Regions from separate parts of the Mus musculus genome. Here region 1 is linked to region 2. Evidence: chromatin loops called from intact Hi-C (ENCODE). Cell type or tissue: heart. All regions are shown on one strand. Each heading gives the region's core, and the rest is flanking DNA. Links, peaks and the distances in the headings are about the cores only. Region 1 overlaps Adgre5 (adhesion G protein-coupled receptor E5). Region 2 holds the start of Ptger1 (prostaglandin E receptor 1 (subtype EP1)).

Evidence for each region. A loop is a pair of places that touch in the nucleus more often than their neighbours do. Peaks named below come from ENCODE experiments on the same cell type or tissue, not always from the same donor. Only the 100,000 strongest peaks of a DNase experiment are listed, where the experiment ranks them.
Region 1: it touches region 2 in a loop (2.4-fold over the local background); 7 of 42 quality-filtered maps call a loop at or near these places.

Annotation. Positions count from the first base shown.
Region 1 is chr8:83,735,338-83,740,337 of GRCm38, reverse strand. The region is part of intron 1 of Adgre5 (adhesion G protein-coupled receptor E5); the gene reads left to right. Among named protein-coding and RNA genes, the nearest start is that of Gm46046, 3.4 kb to the left of the region's middle. In heart, for the core only: a CTCF peak has its summit at 2,810 (motif pointing right); DNase peaks (open chromatin) are centred at 87, 837, 2,297, 3,457 and 2 weaker places; H3K4me3 peaks cover 364 bases; H3K27ac peaks cover 2,043 bases.
Region 2 is chr8:83,662,695-83,674,746 of GRCm38, reverse strand. Ptger1 (prostaglandin E receptor 1 (subtype EP1)) reads right to left here and starts at 8,103. Exons shown (of 3, transcript NM_013641.3): 1 at 7,831-8,103; 2 at 5,901-6,868; 3 at 4,642-5,480. The coding sequence starts at 6,851. The coding sequence ends at 5,214. Pkn1 (protein kinase N1) reads left to right here. Exons shown (of 22, transcript NM_177262.4): 13 at 1,037-1,116; 14 at 1,191-1,266; 15 at 1,354-1,445; 16 at 2,415-2,591; 17 at 2,778-2,840; 18 at 2,954-3,030; 19 at 3,306-3,448; 20 at 3,718-3,825; 21 at 3,928-4,008; 22 at 4,379-4,985. The coding sequence ends at 4,582. Gipc1 (GIPC PDZ domain containing family, member 1) reads right to left here. Exons shown (of 7, transcript NM_018771.3): 5 at 11,586-11,698; 6 at 10,746-10,827; 7 at 9,958-10,629. The coding sequence ends at 10,478. In heart, for the core only: CTCF peaks have their summits at 5,895 (motif pointing right) and 7,979; DNase peaks (open chromatin) are centred at 5,426, 5,996, 6,546, 7,936 and 2 weaker places; H3K4me3 peaks cover 1,462 bases; H3K27ac peaks cover 1,722 bases; H3K27me3 peaks cover 1,501 bases.

The DNA of each region.
Region 1 (5,000 bases), core at 1-5,000, 69 kb before region 2:
AGGCTGTGGTTTGAACTTGGCTTTCATCATGACTTTCCCGCCCCACCCTGGGTGCCTCAACCGTTGTTTGATGGCTAAGTCACCTAAGTAACTTGACAACAAACAGTGAAAAAATGGAACGGGGCACCAGCTGGAGTTACCCCAAGATATGGAACTTGGGGCACAAACTGGGGTCACCCTAACCACAATGACTGGCCTGAGTGCTAGTGACAGGTGGCAGGCAGCTCAGTAGCCATGGACCTAGAACCAGGAAATAGAGTCCCAGGGTGTCACAGTTGGTGGCAAACAGCTGCAGGGGCCTGCCTGGCTGTCACTAAGCTGGGTCACAGTGACTTTGGGCTGCACTTTCCTCCTCTGTAAAATGGAACAAGACCAGCTGTATTTTACCATATTGTTTCAAGGGCCAAGAGTTTGTGTACAAACTTTCTGGTTTACAGTTTGAATTAACTGAACATGTGGGTGTGGTGTCTGTGTCTGCTATCAGAGTACCTAGCGAGTAGAGGCAGGAGGGTCAAAAGTTCAAGGTCATTCTCTGCTGTATACTGAGTTTGAGACCACATGATACCTTGTCTTCAAAACCAACCAAGCAGCCTCGCTAGTTGGATTCTCAGGTTTTGAATCCCAGTATTAGAGAGGCGGAGGCAGGAGGCTTCCATGATCCTGGGAGTTGGAGGCCAACCTGGTCTACATAGTAAGTTCCAGGCCAGCCGGAACTACACAATGAAATACTGCAGGAAGCACAAAGGCTGCCCTACCCCCACTTCTGGATTCTCTAAGCAGGAGTCCCTTGGCTCCAGTCTGAGCTTGGGAAGTTGAACCAGATGTGTCTGGGAGCAGAAGGGAACGGCTCTGCTCCCGTTTGATTAATTTCCAAGTCTCCAGATGTAGGCGGTCTGGCTGATGCCTTTAGCATGGTGGGGTAGAGCCCAGCCCAGCCCAGGGGACAAGGAACCCCCCTGACTTGGGTAACTATTACTTGAGTCTACTGTCCTTTCTCTGGCCTGGTTTGATCACTCATCTTTTTTCCAAGCTCCAAGCCCTAGCTTCTCTTTGTGTAGATTGGACATAGCCCCGCCCCTACCTCCTGATCTTCCTGATGGCTGATGTTACTCTGAGTCTGTTTGTTTGGTTTTTTGTTTTTTGCTTTGTTTTTGTAAACAAGCTTTCAAAGTGGCTAAAATGACCTTAAACTTCTGGTCCTCCTGCCTCTACCTCTGAGTGCTGAGATTACAGATTTGCGCAAAAGGGTCTGGCTTCATTTTGAGTCTGCTTTGGTTTTAGTTTTGAGACAGGCTTTGGCGCTCGCTGTAGCAGCTCTGTAGCCGTAACTGGTTTTGAATGTGTACTAATCCCCCTACTTCTGTCTTGTTAAAATAGGGTCTTCCTACATAGCCTTGGCTCCCTAGGTAGACCAGGCTGGCTTCCAGCGGAGTTCTCCCACAGTGCTTTACCAGTGCTGGCTCTGAAAGTGTGCATCAACATGCACGGCTGTGGTTCCAAGTCTTAAAGAAATTACCTAAGGGGCTGGAGAGATGGCTCAGTGGTTAAGAGCACTTGCTGTTCTTTCAGAGGACAGAAATCGATTCTCAGGAACCACACAGTGGCTCACAACCATCTGTGACTCCAGTTCCAGGACATTCAGTGTCCTCTTCTTACCTATCTATGCCCCGGGCAATATGCATGCAGGCAGAACATCCATACACCTAAAAATAAATCAATATTATTTTTTCAAAAGTGACTTGAGGGCTGGAGGGAGGCCTCTGTCGGTTAATGATTTGTGTGAAGGAAGCTGGATGCGGTGACACACACTTGCGATCATAGTGTCTGTCCCTGGGGCTTGCTGGCTAGCTAGCCAAGCCTGCTTGATGAGCCGAGGTTCAAGGTAGAAGGCACCTCTGCTGTTCACATACAGACACACATACTGGTACTGGATGTTAGGAACTGTGCATTGCCCCAGGGCTCAGGGTGAAGGGAAGGTCATTTTGTGGTCTGTCCCACAAAGAGGAACTGAGTTCTGATGGGTGTGGGAGAATTCCAGCTCAGTGGCCCAAGAGGAGGAAGAAAGAATTCTGACTTGAGGGGACAACTGCCTGGCTGGGGTGCCCCACCTCAGAACACTCCAGTGTTGAGGGAGTGTTTCATCCAAAGCCTCTCCATTGGCTTGAGGGAAATCCAGTCAGACAAAGGTTGAGCTTTCAGGGGACCCTCTGAGCCCACTGTCCCTGCCCCAGCAACCCTGCTCACTGTGGCTGATCCCAGGAGTCCCCTGGGAACCTGGCATGCAGCCAGCCCAGAGATGGCTGAATCATTAAGGAAGTGACTCACCCACCCCCCACCAGCCCTTCTCCTGAGGGCTCCCTCTGGGATTCCTTTCTTGGGATTAGTTTCTTGCTGCTGTAGTCCCCATATTGGGATCAGCTAACCACTCCCCAGGCCTCCTGCTCCTGGGACAACCCCCACACACACCCACACACTCCGCCAAAACACACACACTCTTTTCTTCTGTACCGAGAGGGAAAACAGGGATTCACAGCTGCCAGGCCAGCACCTTCACACATACAACACACCAGTTTTTTTCTTGGTTTTTATTCTGAGACAAGCATCTATGCTCTGTAGCCCAGGTTGGGAACTTCCAGTGTCCTCCTGTGTTAGCACCCCAAGTAGTTGGCATTGCATGGCAGCCCCACTGCCTGGTTTTCTGTTCTCTCTCCCTCTCCCCCAGCCTCTTTTTAGATATATTTAGTTTGTGTTTATGAGTGCTTTGATTGCATGTATGTATATGCACCACATGCATGCCTGTGCCCTCAGTGACCAGAAGAGGGCGCCTAAGTCCCTGGAACTGGAGTTACAGGCTGTTATGAACTACTGTGTAGGTGCTGGGAATCAAACCCTGGGTCTACCGGAAGAGCAGCGAGGGGCTCTTAACTGCCGAGCCACCTATCTCTCCAGCTGCCAGTTTGGTTTTGGTTTTGTTTGTTTGTTGTTTTAGTCTGTGTATATGCGAGTGGTGTGTGTATGTGTGTGTGTGTGTGTGTGTGTGTGCACATGCCGTGCTCACATGCCGTGACACTGATGTAGACACTGGTGCTCTTCTTCCATCTTGTGGGCTCCCTTTGCCCCCTTTCATGTTTAGGTCCTAGGGATGGAACCCAGGGCCTTGTTTCAGTCAGGTTCCCGCTAAGCTACCAAGGTGGCCCTTGAGCTTTGTGTAGCTTTTAAGTGAAGAGCCTCCTGCCCCAGCAGCCTCCTGCCTCAACCTCAAGCTACAGGGTTACCCCACTTGCCTTCACACCCTGCTTCTCATCTCCCTCCCTGTCATCCACCTCTGCTTTCTTGGATGCCTGTCTCCAGTGGCTGCTCTGTTGCCCACCCTTGCCTTGGGTGGGATGCCTGCCAACAACATGAGGCATGGGCTGTGTTCAGCATTCACCCACCCTCCACCGCAGCCACTTCCTGTGTGTGAGGAGCCCTCTCTGACATGTGGGCACTGGGTCATGAGGTTGACAGTGGGTACGCATGTGATGTTGGGAGTGTCAGAGCTCGGATGGGACCTGGGGGACGTAGCCCAAGCTTTCATTCTTCCCTAAAAAATGACACAGGTCAGGCCTGGTAGCATAGGCCTGTACCAGCTCCTCAGAACACTGAAGCAGGAAGATTTCAAGTGAAAACCCAGTCTGAACTTAGGAATAAAGTGAAAAGAAGTGTTGAGGATGAGGCTCAACGGCAGAGCACTGGACTAACATGGAAGTGCTGGGTTCTGGCCCAGCATTTTGACACAAAATGATAGAAAACAAACTAAAACAGAGAGGAGGTGTAAAAAGACAGTATCACACTGGGCTGTGGTGGTGCATACCTCTAATCCCAGCACTTCGGAGGCAGGGGCATCTGGATCTCTGGGAGTCCCAGGTCAGCCAGAGCCGATGTTAATTGTGGGGGATTGGCCTGGTGCTACTGTATGTTCAAATGCTGTGTACTGGCCCCAAGGCCGGGTTGCCCCGTGAGGAGATTCTCAGGTACACCAGTTTTGTTGTGTAAACCTTGACACACACACCCTTCCCGAGTTATCCCTGATTGGTTAATAAAGATGCCTACAGCCTGGGCTGGACAGAAGAGACAGGGGAGAGGTTCTCAGGCTTGGGGTCTCAGGCAGGAACCATGAGGAGAATGGGGAAGAAAAAGGAAATCACCATGCCCTAGTGTGGAGCGTGAACACATGGCCTTGAGGGCCGGCCTGATGGAGTAGGAGCGGCCCAGGCAGAGCATGGCCAATGATATCTTGGGGTTACTGACAGGGAAGCAGACAAAATGGCAGAGAGGGCTTGTCTCTGCTCAGCTCTCGTGCCTTTAAGCTTTATTACAAATCTAAAGGTTTTGTGCCTTTGACTTGGGAACCATCTGATCTAAGTGGGGTAGAAACCCCTAATAAAGTCAAAAGGAGATGTAGCAAACCCCCATAATAATAACTACAACAGATTGGCACCTCACATTGGGCGACAAATGTAAAATAATATGTATTAAACTTAACCTGATCTAGCTTCAAATGAATAAGACTCAAACTACGATATTTATTTATTAGGCTCTGAGCAATTACTGGAGGATTACGCCTAATCTAAATCTCTAACTGTAGTCTGGCTACGACTCCAACTGTGCTCTGCAAATACTTGTTTGAAACTCATTTCTGCTCTAGCAGTCTGGAGTCCTGGGGAGGCGTTTCACTCTGGCACGTGCTGCTGGTCCATCATGTCTTATGGAGACCACCTGTTCTCTGCTGTCTTCTTCTCTGAGACCCTTCTCTTTCTCTTCTCTCTCCTTCTCTGTGCTCTCTGCCTGTGACCCCCAGGCCTGAAACTCAAACTTCACCTCCCCAGTAGTTGGGGAGCAAGATTTACATAACAAATGCTGGTAGATGTGAGGACCTTGGAGCAACCAGATCTTGGGGCACAGAATTTGGCACTGAGTACAAGCAGCATCCCCTATAGTTAATTGCTTAGCCATGTAGG
Region 2 (12,052 bases), core at 3,838-8,837:
TCAGTGTCGGCAGCAGGCGCCTTCACCCACACACTCTGCTGCTGCCCCAGTTTTCTTTCCTTTTTGATCATTCCGCCCCAGCCTCTCGAGTGCTGAGAGTGTGCCTGGCTTGCTGTCTACTTGGTACCTTTTCTCCATTTTGAAAAGGGAGGAAGATGGAAGCCAGGGTCTCACAGGAGAGGCCAGCATTACACCACAAAGCCGCACTCTCAGATCCTGAGTCTTTTTTGTTTGTTTCAATATATGTGTTTGAATGTTGTTTTCTGGGGGTCTGCACATGTGCTACACCTTCAGGTGTGGAGATCAGAGGACAACTTGCAGAAGTTGATTCTCTCCTTCCACCTGTGGAGTCCAGAGCTCTACCTCAGGCCAACAGGCTTGGCTTAAGTAAGCACCTCCCTTTTCTTGAGCCAAGGCTGCCCCAGACCCTGACTCTTTTCAGGCATATGCTCATGTGGTGTGGCTGGGCTGGAGTGAAGCTCTGTAGTAGGGTGTTCACCTAGTAGGTATGCGGTCCTGGGTTTCATGCCCAGCATTATAATCAACCAGTCCATAATCTGTGCGGGCTAAACCAGTAAATTAAATAAGCACACAAAAGATATTTAATATGCAGTATTCTGGGAGGAAAATGAGATGAGATAGGGTGTGCTGAGGGTTTCCGCTCTTTAGCACAGGAGTCAGCTGATCCTCACATAAATGATATCTCAGAAAGGGTTACAGAGGGAGGGCTGGCCCAGTGTAAGCCCGGGGTCCAAGTTGTCCAGCAGGCGGAGGCAGAAGGAGCACAAGTCAGTGTGGCTTGCGCAGTTTGGTGAAAGTCTGCTCAAAGGAAACAAAGCGCTGTGCTGGGGAAGCGTGCACAGTGCTCAGGTCTATACTGTGCTACCCACGTGAAGGCAAAGTCAGCTATGAAGAGGTGGTCCTGGGGAGGAGGGTGTGGGGCAGACATAAGGCAAGGATGAGTGTGGCTCAGGGCCCTTTTGGCTCTGGGGCTCATGAGCTCTGACTTATGGCTACTGTGACCTCTGCACCACAGAGTTCTCCAACCCATGAATCCACCACATCTCCAGAGCTGCCTTCAGAGACCCAGGAGACTCCAGGCCCTGGCCTGTGCAGGTGATACCCCTTCCTAGTCCCTATCTGTACCCCTGCATATGCTCCAAGTCCCCACGAGATCTCTTTCTCCACAGCCCCTTGAGAAAGTCGCCCCTGACACTTGAGGACTTCAAGTTCCTGGCCGTGCTTGGCCGGGGTCACTTTGGAAAGGTGACTTGGGGGAGGACTTAGGGGCTCGGAGTTTTACCCCAAGGGCCTAGACTGTCCACTAAAGCCCCTGTGCCTACTGTGTTCCAGGTGCTGCTGTCTGAATTCCGCTCCAGTGGGGAGCTCTTTGCCATCAAAGCCTTGAAGAAAGGTGACATTGTAGCCCGAGATGAGGTTGAGAGGTGAGGCTCTGCCCTGACCCTTGGGAATTGTTGGAAAACAGACCAAGAGTGTCCCCTGCTGAGCATTGCAATGAGAGGGATTCATGGACGAGAGCTCCCCTCTTCCTGTGCGTACTGACATAGGATGCAGTTCCTGTGACTCATCTGTGACTCCTCCCCTTTCCAGAGTGAACTCTGACATGTCTTCCTCTCTGCTCATGGTGTAACAGTCCACTAGAGCTCACACAGTCACAGGCAGGAGGTTCGGACTCAAGTGTCCAGTCTTGGAACTGCCTCGGGTTTGGGGTCAGGGTCCTAGGTTAAAATCATCCTCTAACAGATGTGCTTCCAGATGCTGGGAAAGGCAGGCCTTCCTTAGAACTTAGCCTCCTGATCTGTCAGATGCCCTTGGATCTCGTCCTCTTACGACTGTCTAGCACATTAAAGAGGAGGTCGAGTCAGAGAATTATTCACAGTTCTTGATCCCTGTGGAGGCTTCAGGCTGTCCCTAGACTTCCCAGCCACCTTTTTAATGACCAAGAACTTTAATAACCAGGAACAAAAGCTCAAATAAGGAAGAGTTTATTTATTAATCTGGGTTGCAGAGCCCAGTGTGTCTGCCTTAAGGCGCCTCTGTCCTGATGCCACTGCGGTGTCACTGCGGTTGGTCGTCGGTCTGCTTGTCTGCGGGCTGGGCTTGCCGTCCTCTCACTGACAGGGAGGGAAGCCTCTCACCACTGATCAGACCCCATGCTTCAGTCGTTACACCGAGCCTGATGAGCGGGCCAGTGCTTCCCAAGCCCGTCCCCAGCATGGACTCAGACTGTCTGTCTGCTTGAGCCTTGCACCCTTACCCATTTCCCAAAATGAGAAAAGAATCCAATCGCTCAAAATTGCACAGCGGTGCAACTCAACAGATACCTGAGTGAACCTGGAGGGCATGGGTATTGGAGGGGCAGCTGGGCTCTCTGACTTCTGCCTCCTGTCCAGCCTGATGTGTGAGAAGCGGATTTTGGCGGCCGTGACCAGGGCAGGACATCCCTTCCTGGTGAACCTTTTCGGCTGTTTCCAGACCCCAGAGCACGTGTGCTTTGTGATGGAGTACTCGGCGGGTGGAGACCTGATGCTGCACATTCATAGCGACGTGTTCTCAGAGCCTCGGGCTGTGTGAGTCTATCCCAGCACCATGCCCCTCCTGCACACCACCCGAGGCCCCGCCTTTCTGCCCCACCTCCTAGCCCTCCACCCTCAGGCCTTCCTCCTGCACAGCTTTGGGACCCCCCACCACCCCCCGGGGTCAGGGACTTTGGTGCCTGAGGAACCAGGCTTGTGCGATCTTATGCATCTCCGCAGCTTCTATTCGGCCTGTGTGGTGCTGGGACTGCAGTTCCTCCATGAACACAAGATTGTCTACAGGTGTGTACGTGAGAATGTTCTGCCCACAGACTGGACATGGTCAAGCTCTGCACAGAGCCCCGATCCCTACCCAGTCACCCCTCTTTACATCCCCTGACACCCCCATTCCCCAGGGACCTGAAGTTGGACAATTTGCTCCTGGATACTGAGGGCTACGTCAAGATCGCAGACTTTGGCCTCTGCAAGGAGGGTGAGGGGCTGCAATCCTGGGATGAGAGGAATAGGGGGTGGGCTACCCTCTGGTGCAGCTGTACCTAGGTGGTCAGGTGACATTTTCTTCTCTATGGGCTTTGCTGCCAGTCACCTGCTCACCCTAGCAGCTTCAGAATAGTTCACCAGCTCTAGCCCCATCTGGGTCACCCCATACTGACTTGGGGTAGGGCTGGATGGATATTTGGAGCATCTCATGCTCCTACCCCCCTAGCAACTATAGGCTCACGTGGCCTTGCTCTCCATCCCACCCAGGGATGGGCTATGGGGACCGGACCAGCACGTTCTGCGGAACTCCGGAGTTCCTGGCGCCGGAAGTGCTCACAGACACATCCTACACGCGAGCAGTGGACTGGTGGGGACTGGGCGTGCTGCTCTATGAGATGTTGGTTGGAGAGGTGAGGCCCAGGCTGCCTTTTTTTTTTTCTGTAGAGAACATGCATGTGCCTCAGAGTGAGATGGGAATCTGCTCCTACCACGTGAAGTATGATCTGGAGCCGGCAGCCTTACCTCTCTAATCTTTCTGTAGTTGTAAAGTGGGATACTTACCCCTGTAAGCCAGCAGCGGTGCAAGAGTGCTCCCGGAGGGGTGAGGCCATTTGGTAGTGCTGGGTGTGTGGATTGGCTAAAAGTGGGATTTTACAAACCCGCATCCTCTGCCCCCCAGTCTCCGTTCCCTGGGGATGATGAGGAGGAGGTATTTGACAGCATTGTCAACGACGAAGTTCGCTATCCCCGCTTCCTGTCTGCAGAGGCCATCGGCATCATGAGAAGGGTAGGCACACCTCCCGCCTCCCGACCACCTCCGGCAAGGTAGGCTGGGAAGGGGTCTCGGGACTGGACTCAGATATAGATCAACTCCTGTGCATGCTCACAGCTACTGCGGAGGAACCCGGAGCGGAGGCTGGGGTCCACTGAGCGCGATGCAGAAGATGTGAAAAAACAGCCTTTCTTCCGGGTGAGCGGACCCCTCCCCATCCTCTCAGTCACCCCAAGGACCTGAGTATTCTTCTCAGTTCCAGTTCATTCCCACCCCAAATCTAGTAGCTGTATCTTAAAGAGCTTTGTAGCCCCACACCTCACAGCCACCATGATTCTTCACAAATGTTACCTCCGTTTGTCTGCAACCTTCATTTCCCTTAATTGTCATCCCCACTGCTTCTCCAGGCCCAAATCATCATCACAGGGCTTACCCTGGACTACCTCAGGCTCCCTAGATTTATCTGAGTTCCCAGTCCCTCCCCATCTTATCTGCTTCCTGCTGATCTCTAGACTTCCCTTCAGACCCTCAAAGTCCATCATGACTCACTCTGTCCCCCTCTCCACAGTCTCTGGGCTGGGATGTCCTGCTGGCCCGCCGCTTGCCTCCACCCTTCGTGCCTACACTTTCAGGGCGCACAGATGTCAGCAACTTCGATGAGGAGTTCACTGGGGAGGCCCCCACACTGAGTCCTCCCCGGGATGCACGGCCCCTCACAGCTGCGGAGCAGGCAGCCTTCCGGGATTTCGACTTTGTGGCCGGAGGCTACTAGCCCCAAGCCCCTGCCTTACCCAAGAGTTCTTGATTTTTTAAAAAACAAGCCTTTGGGGTTTACTCCATACATGCATTTTCAGCCTCTGTGTGCATCTGGACTGGAGTGTGCTTGGAGCAGGTGACAGAGGCAAGGCAGACTCTTGGGGGCAGGACTGATGGGGCACATTTGAAAGGTCAAGATGGGAACATGCAGTAGTGGGCTTAGGGGTATGTTGGAGAGCATTGGGGTTTTAAGGCCGTGTGGGTAGAAGGTGTTGAGATTCTTGGGATAGTTTGGGATAGACGCTTGCAAGAGTCTATTGGGGTGGTGACAGAGATGGGAAGTGAATCCAAAACTTTGCTCTATTTATGGAGAGCCCGAATCTTAGAACTAAGGTTGCGGCGCTGTGCGCATGCTCTTCAAGCTGTTGGCCTGGGGAGTCCCACCTCTGGTGTTTCGAGCATCCCATGTATCTGGGCCATCGCGTGACCATCGTTAGAACTGTACTCGTCCCCAGTGGAGCCTCTTTCACCCCTGTGCGGTGACAGTGTTGTGGACCCACAGGACGCAGCGCCCTAGGCACACTGAGTTTGAGACTCTATACCCTTGAGCCCAGCCCAGAATGGTTTGACTTAGCTTCTGGGCACATTCAGAGGTGACTGAAACCACTGTGCCGGGAACTACGCAGTGAACTGGCTTCCCAGGCACTCTTGGTTAGGCCCAGCTCCGTTGGACCACCCTTGGCACTGACCCTCAGGGGTAGGAGGCGAAGCAGTTGGCGCAGCATGGCCTGGCGCAGCAGGATGTACACCCATGGGTCCAGGATCTGGTTCCACGATGCGAGGCGTACAGCCAGAAAGAGTGGCCGCTGCAGGGAGTTAGAGTTCCAGCCCCCGATGGCCAACACCACCAACACCTGCGAGAGAAGCAGGTGTGAGCAGTGGAGCCCGCCGGAGAGAAGGGGTGGGGTGGAGGGTCAGGATGCCGGGGCGAGCCATGCAGGACAAATAGGATCTGTGCAGGAAGGAGAGTGACTAAGCAAAGGTCATCAGAGATTGCGGAGAGTCCGGCTAGAGAAGACCCAGTATTACAACACACATACGACTCTAAGGTCAACAAGCTGGGAAGGAAAAAGGCTATGAATGGATGGAGCGGAGGGATGTAGAAAGTGAAAGGCTTGAGTGTGTGAGACTATTTACAGAGATCCTAAAGAGAGTGAAGAAAAGGGTCCCGGATAGCAGAGGGGCAGGCTTTGTCTGCAGGCAGGGTCTTCAGGAGGCAGAGCCCAGGAGGGGGCAGAAAAGAGTTTGGCTTGAGGAGCGACTGCGCCCCTCACCAGCAGGGGGCTCCAGCAGATGCACGACACCACCATGATGCCCACGAGCTGGCCCACCATTTCCACATCGTGTGCGTGAACCCTGCGCGCGGAGCCGCCGCCCCGAGAGCTGCGGAGGGTGGCTGTGGCTGAAGTGATGGATGAGGCAGACGAGGCGGAGGCCAAGCGGGGTCCACGAGATCCCCAGCGCCGGCGATCATCGGGACCTGCGGTCTTTCGGAATCGTCGAGAGCGACGCCGTCTCCAGCGGGCACGGAGGAGCGCCAGGCCGCTGAGCGTATTGCACACTAATGCCGCAAGGAGCGCGGCCAGGCCAAGGCCGGCGAAGAGGCCGGCAAGCAACGCCTGGCGCCAACCTCCACGAGGCCCAAGGCTAATAAAACACCAGGTGCCAGGGTACTGTAACTCGTAGCGACCCACGTGTACCAGTGGCAGCAGCGCCACTGCCAAAGCCATGGCAGCCAGCACGGCTAGTGCCAGGCGTGCGCGGGCCACAGATACGCGCGCCGCGTGGATCAGTGGCTGCGTGACACCCACACAGCGCTCTACGGCCATGCCACAGCCAAGCAAAAGTGGGCACAGGCCGAAGAAGACCATGCAGCCACCCAGGAAATGACACGCCCCTCCAGCAGGCGCACGCCCCGCAGTATACAGGCGAAGCACCAGGGCGCCCGGGATCACATGGCCTGCTAGGTCGATGGCAAGCAGGCTGGCGACGAACAACAGGAAGGTGGCAGCCGAGCGGCGCCGCCGCATTCGGCCTGCAACCTGGGCCAGCAGCGCCAGCGCCAGCACGTTGGACACAGCACCCAGCGTCATGGAGAAGATAGGCAGCGCTGGTGATGTGCCATTATCGCCTGTTGGCAGCACCACAGATGTATTGGGGAGCCTGGGTGTTGCGCACGTTGCTGCCTCATCCGCTAGGCTCAGGTTAAGCCCGCAGGGGCTCATATCAGTGGCCAAGAGGGCTGCGTAGATAAGAAGAGGGCACAGTGAGGTAGGGTCCCAACCTTCTGTGCCCAGGGCACCGCCACATGACCCTAGCTGCTCCATTTCAGATCCTATTCACCTGTCACTGGCCCCATCTCGTGTCTGGCTTCATTCTGCCCTCGTATCTGCTGGGGGTCTTGACTGACCTGGCACGGGTCCCGGGTATCTAGTCTCATCTCCACCCCACCCCCACCTCCACGTTTCCACCCCATCAGTTTCCTGGTCCATGATCCCATGGGATAGACCCTTGCCCATTTCTGATCCCAATTTCCACTTTCGTGTCTGCCTGCCCATCTCTCCGTTTTCAGAAGTCTCCTTGGCTTGCCCTGGAACTGGCCAGGCTAACCTTAAATTCAAAAGATCCACCTGCCTATGCCTCCTGTGTCTTGGGATTAAAGGCTCACACCACAACTAGCTTTGGTCACCTTTTAACTCTGTCCTTGATGTCCCTGTTCCAACAACGCCACCACTTATAGTTCATCTCTTCCAATGGCCGTGTGCCTGTCTCCAGAGACTGATCCAATCTGCAGTTAGATCTCTTCCCCAAACAACCCATCTCTACACCTATAGACCCGTTCTTGTGCCCCAAGGCCTCTATGCCACATCTCTGGTCTCCGTGGTCCTCTCTGTCCCCACAGACCCCTGCTACCCCGAACCCATCTCTGAACTCTATGGTGCTCTCAGATCCCATGGGCCCAGCTCTTTTCCAGAATCCCATCTCTGTTGCCCTCTCTTGTCTCCATGGCAATCTCTCACCAGTCTGGCATTGCCTCATTCAGATGCCCATCCCATACCCCTATTTGAACCGCCCCCGGCTTGCCCATTCTCTAGTTGAGAGGAGATGGACAGCCTAGGACTGAGAGCCATTAAACAGCAAGAGAGCAGGAGGGCTATAGCTAGCCTTCTTTGGCTTGCTATCCTCAATGTCCCAGCTTCTTACCCAGTGCTGCTCAGGATGCAGGGTCCCCATGGCCTGGAACTTGGCTCCTGCTGCCTGCTCCAGCTACTCCCTGGCTCCCGGCAGGCCGCTCCCTCTTCCTGGGGCGGCTCCTCGGCTCCGTGCCGCCTCCACCCGCACTTCACTGGCCTCCAGGGGCTGCTCCACCCCATGCATGTCTGCTCTCTGGGGCTGGGAGCCTTGAGTGGGCAAAACTGCTGGCAACAGTCAGGGCAACTGGGCCCAGCTCCTTCCCGCCAAGGACTGAGGTTCTCTGAATTGGTTTGGTCTCTGTGACCCCCCTCCTCTCAGCGGGGCAGGAGCAAACCCCCACACCCTCACCCGGGCCTCTTGCCCGCCTCATTAATAAAGTGGATAAAATCTAAACACTGGAAAATGTGAGCATCGCCTGGGGCAGGCTGGAAGGGCTATGAGTTCCCGTGGGGGGCGGGGGGGGGCAGGAGAGTGAGTGTGTGTGTGGAGGAGTGTTGTCCTCATTGGACTTGAGGGGTTGGGAGTTGCCTGGGTGTGATGGGAGCTAGCAATGCCTCCTACCCTTGCCTTTATGGTTGTCACAGTTGGGCAGAGGTGGGCAGCCTAGACCAGGGCAACAGGGAGTCATCCTAGGTGAAGAGAGGTGGCTAAATGACTCAGGGGAGCCAGGCTATCATCTGTATCCTGCCTTATGGGGAGGTAGGCAATTCATAGGGCACCCTGCATCCATAGCTATGTCTCACCTTCTGTCTTGAAAAGGGGCACACATGCAGCCACTGTCAGCTTAGTCATAATGGGGAGTAAACACTGGATAGCACTCACCATTGCTGACTGTAACATCTATCCCCCCTCCCCCATATGAAACTGATGCTTACCTCAGCACTGGGTGTAAATCTCACTGTCACTGTAAGTCTGTTCCCAGCCCCAGAGCACACCTCCTGATGTAGTCTCCCTTAAACCAATGCCCATGGACCCCGAGAACTTGTCCTGAGACACATAATCACATCTCTAAGGCCTGTTTATCCTGAATCCCCCCCCCCAAAAAAAAGAAAGAATACACCAGAGACCCATGCACACACTGAACACAGCTCCCTGAAACTCACTGCACCCAAGGCTTACCCACAATAATCACAGCTCTGGTTCAACCTGGCTACCAACCACCCACTACACATGGTCCCAGCTGCTCCCAGCAGACATGCGAGACCCCAGTATAGGACCTGGGCTACAATTCAGTGACAGAGCACATCCTTAGCATGTATGAAGCCCTGGGTTCTACTATCAGTACTGAAAATGGGCTTGTGATCAGGGATAGCAAGTAGCCATCTGCAGGGCTTCTGTCCTATATCCAGGATACCCATCTCCTGCCTGGTACCAGGGAACCAGTACCACTCAGCCTTCCTGCAGCATCTCTGCTGGGCTTACCCCAAACATTCCTATGGTTGCTGGAGAGAGACCTCTGGCCTGGTTCCCCTTGTTCCAATTGCCTCCCCTCTCCCCAAGTCTGGCCAGGGTCCCACCCCACCCTTTCCTTGATCTCCTTAAATCCTAGGATGAAATGGACTGTCAAAACAAGCTTGGCAGGTTTACATCTCTGTGAAGCACTGTGCCATGGATGCCTGTCCCCTGAGTACAACTAGGGTAACAGGGCAACAGGCCTTGCTGCCACACACGGGGGCTCTCACACAAGAGGAGCATATGTGAGGCCTGGGTGAGTGGGGAACCAGGTCTGAACCCCAAGCCAGCCAGAAACTCCAGCACTGCCTGGAAGCTTGACGGCCTCCAGCCAGGGGGAGGGGGCAGCAGGGCAGCCAATTCCTAATTCAATTTGGAATCCAGGAGATAGATTTCAGCTGCTGCATTCTTTCCCTGGCCACCCCTCCTTCCCCAGAGCCAAACAGCTCCCAGAGTAAAATCTCTATATCCAAGAGAGGGTGTGTGGACACAAAAGCCCACTGCCTCCCTCCCCCTCCCTCCTCATTGTCTAAAGACAAGGAACCGGGGTTCACAGCAGTGTCCACTCAAATGGGAGGTAACAGACCCCAACTGAGAGGGCTCCCCTCAGGTGGGAGATGCCCAAGGGAAGGCATTATTGCCATTCTGCATTTCTGGTGTCAAGAAAGCAGGGAGAGCAGGGAGTGGTGACGCACACCTTTAATCCCAGCACTGTGAATGCAGATGCAGGTGGATCTCTGTGAGTTCAAGGCCAGCCTGGTCTACAGAATGAGTTCCAGGACAGCCAGAGCTACATAGTGACTTTGTCTTGAAAATAAACAAAGCAAAAAAAGTAAAGTAGGGAGGTCATGACCCCAAAGAGAACTGAGGCCCAGGGGGACAGAAGGGGCAGTTGCCAGCTGATGGTGGGAAATGTTGGGGACAGAGGTGACTGCCCAGTGTGTTGGTCCCTCCCATGCGAGTACTCTATTGAGGTAGGTGGGGAACCCGGCAGGGGTTGGCCGGGGACCCCAACCAGGCTGGGCACCGTGGTGGTACTGATTGGAGTGGGGCCAGGACCACAGGGCATTTGCACCCCATGCCTTTCCCAGGCTGCTGATTTACGAGCCTCGGCTGTGTGCCCAGGTCCCGGCTGTGGCACCCCTCCTGGAAACCCCAGCCAGGCCAAGCCAGGTTATCTCAAGGTCCAGGTTCAGTTCCAGTCTTAGTAGCGGCCAACCTTGGCATCCCCGATAGCTCCCCAGACATCAAAGACAAATTCATCTGGGAATGCGAAGTCACCGAGCCGCTCATCCAGGGCTTCTGCCAGCTCGTCCGGGTTCCTTTTGTCCTTTCCCAGCTCCACCATGGTGGCAGCTGGAAAAGATGGAGGCACAGATGTCATGATGGGCAGAGGTGTAGGCTCAACTCAGCCTGGGTGAGACCTGGAAGCCCACTCCCACCTTGCAGGCATGGGTGGGTGCCCCACTCACCCAGCTCCGTGTCTCTGATCCCCATGTAGCTCTCTAGCAAGTCATCCACCTTCTCAATGGCCTTCTCCTCAAAGGCCGACGGCTGTGGAGGGCGGGGACAAGACAGCACAATAACGTCAACAGTACTGTGATAGGCACTGGATGCCCTAAGTGCTGGGGACGGCTCCCAGGGACTCAGCAACAGCTCTACCAGTGAGCTGCATCCCCAGCTCCTGGTTTTGTCGTTACTTATTTTATGTAGAGGACTGCTTTGGTTGCACATGTGTATGTGTACAAGTGTCTGCCTGGTGCCTGTGGAGGTCAGAACACTGGACCTCTGGAATTGGAGTTAACAGATGACTGTGAGCCACCCATTATGGGTACTTGGAACTGAACCTGGGTGATCTGCAAGAGTCACACGTGCTCTAAACTGCTAAGCCATCTCTTTAGTCCCCAACACCCAGAAATGATCATTCTCATATTGAGGCATATTCTAAGTTGCCCAAACTTTGAACATTAAATCTTAGTTTCCCAGGTAGCTAGGATTACATACGTACGTATCCACCCTGGGCTGGCTTTCATATATTTTCATCTAAGACCTTGGTGACAAGGTCTTACGGTTTGAGCTGCCCTTGAATGTGAATCTTCCTGCTTGAAACCCCATGTCTGGCAGTGCTTTTTGTTTGCATCATTAATGTCTGCTCTGACAAGAAGTTACCGACTCTTACTCTACAGGGAGGAGTCCCAAGGCTCGATGGGCCACGGTAGGTCTCAAAGTTGGGAAGAGTAGGTTTAAGCAGAGGTGTCCAGGGTCTTTCACATAATCAGAATGCTGTCACTGGCCAGGGGTGGCTCACTCACCAGATCCTCCACGGTGGCAGGGCCCCGGGATCGGAGACGGAGGGTCCCTCGGCCAGTGCCCAGTTGTGGGCCTGAACCAGGGTGGCCACCGGCTGAACGCTGGCTGATCATATCTGTGGGAGGTAAAGGTAGTGGGGAATTTCAGCATACAGCGAGTACAGTACTCAGGTACCTAGGCTTCACACAGCCACCTCTCGCCATCGCCAGGTTCTGTAGGCTCCTTGGGAGAGGGGCTGGGTTCCAGGAAGGCAGGACTTTGCATGGAGCGTGAGGGGCAGCTGGGGGTCATGCAGAAAGGCAGCTGGAGAGAGAATGGAGGGGAGCTTCTCTTTGAAGGATTGAGGGCTGAGAAGCGTGAGTATAGCTGCTGAATTCCAGATAAGCCCTTTCTACCCACACCAGGGGTGCCTCAGGCCCATTCCAGAGAGTTAGTGAAGCCAGGTAGAGACAGGGGCAGGGCACAGGAG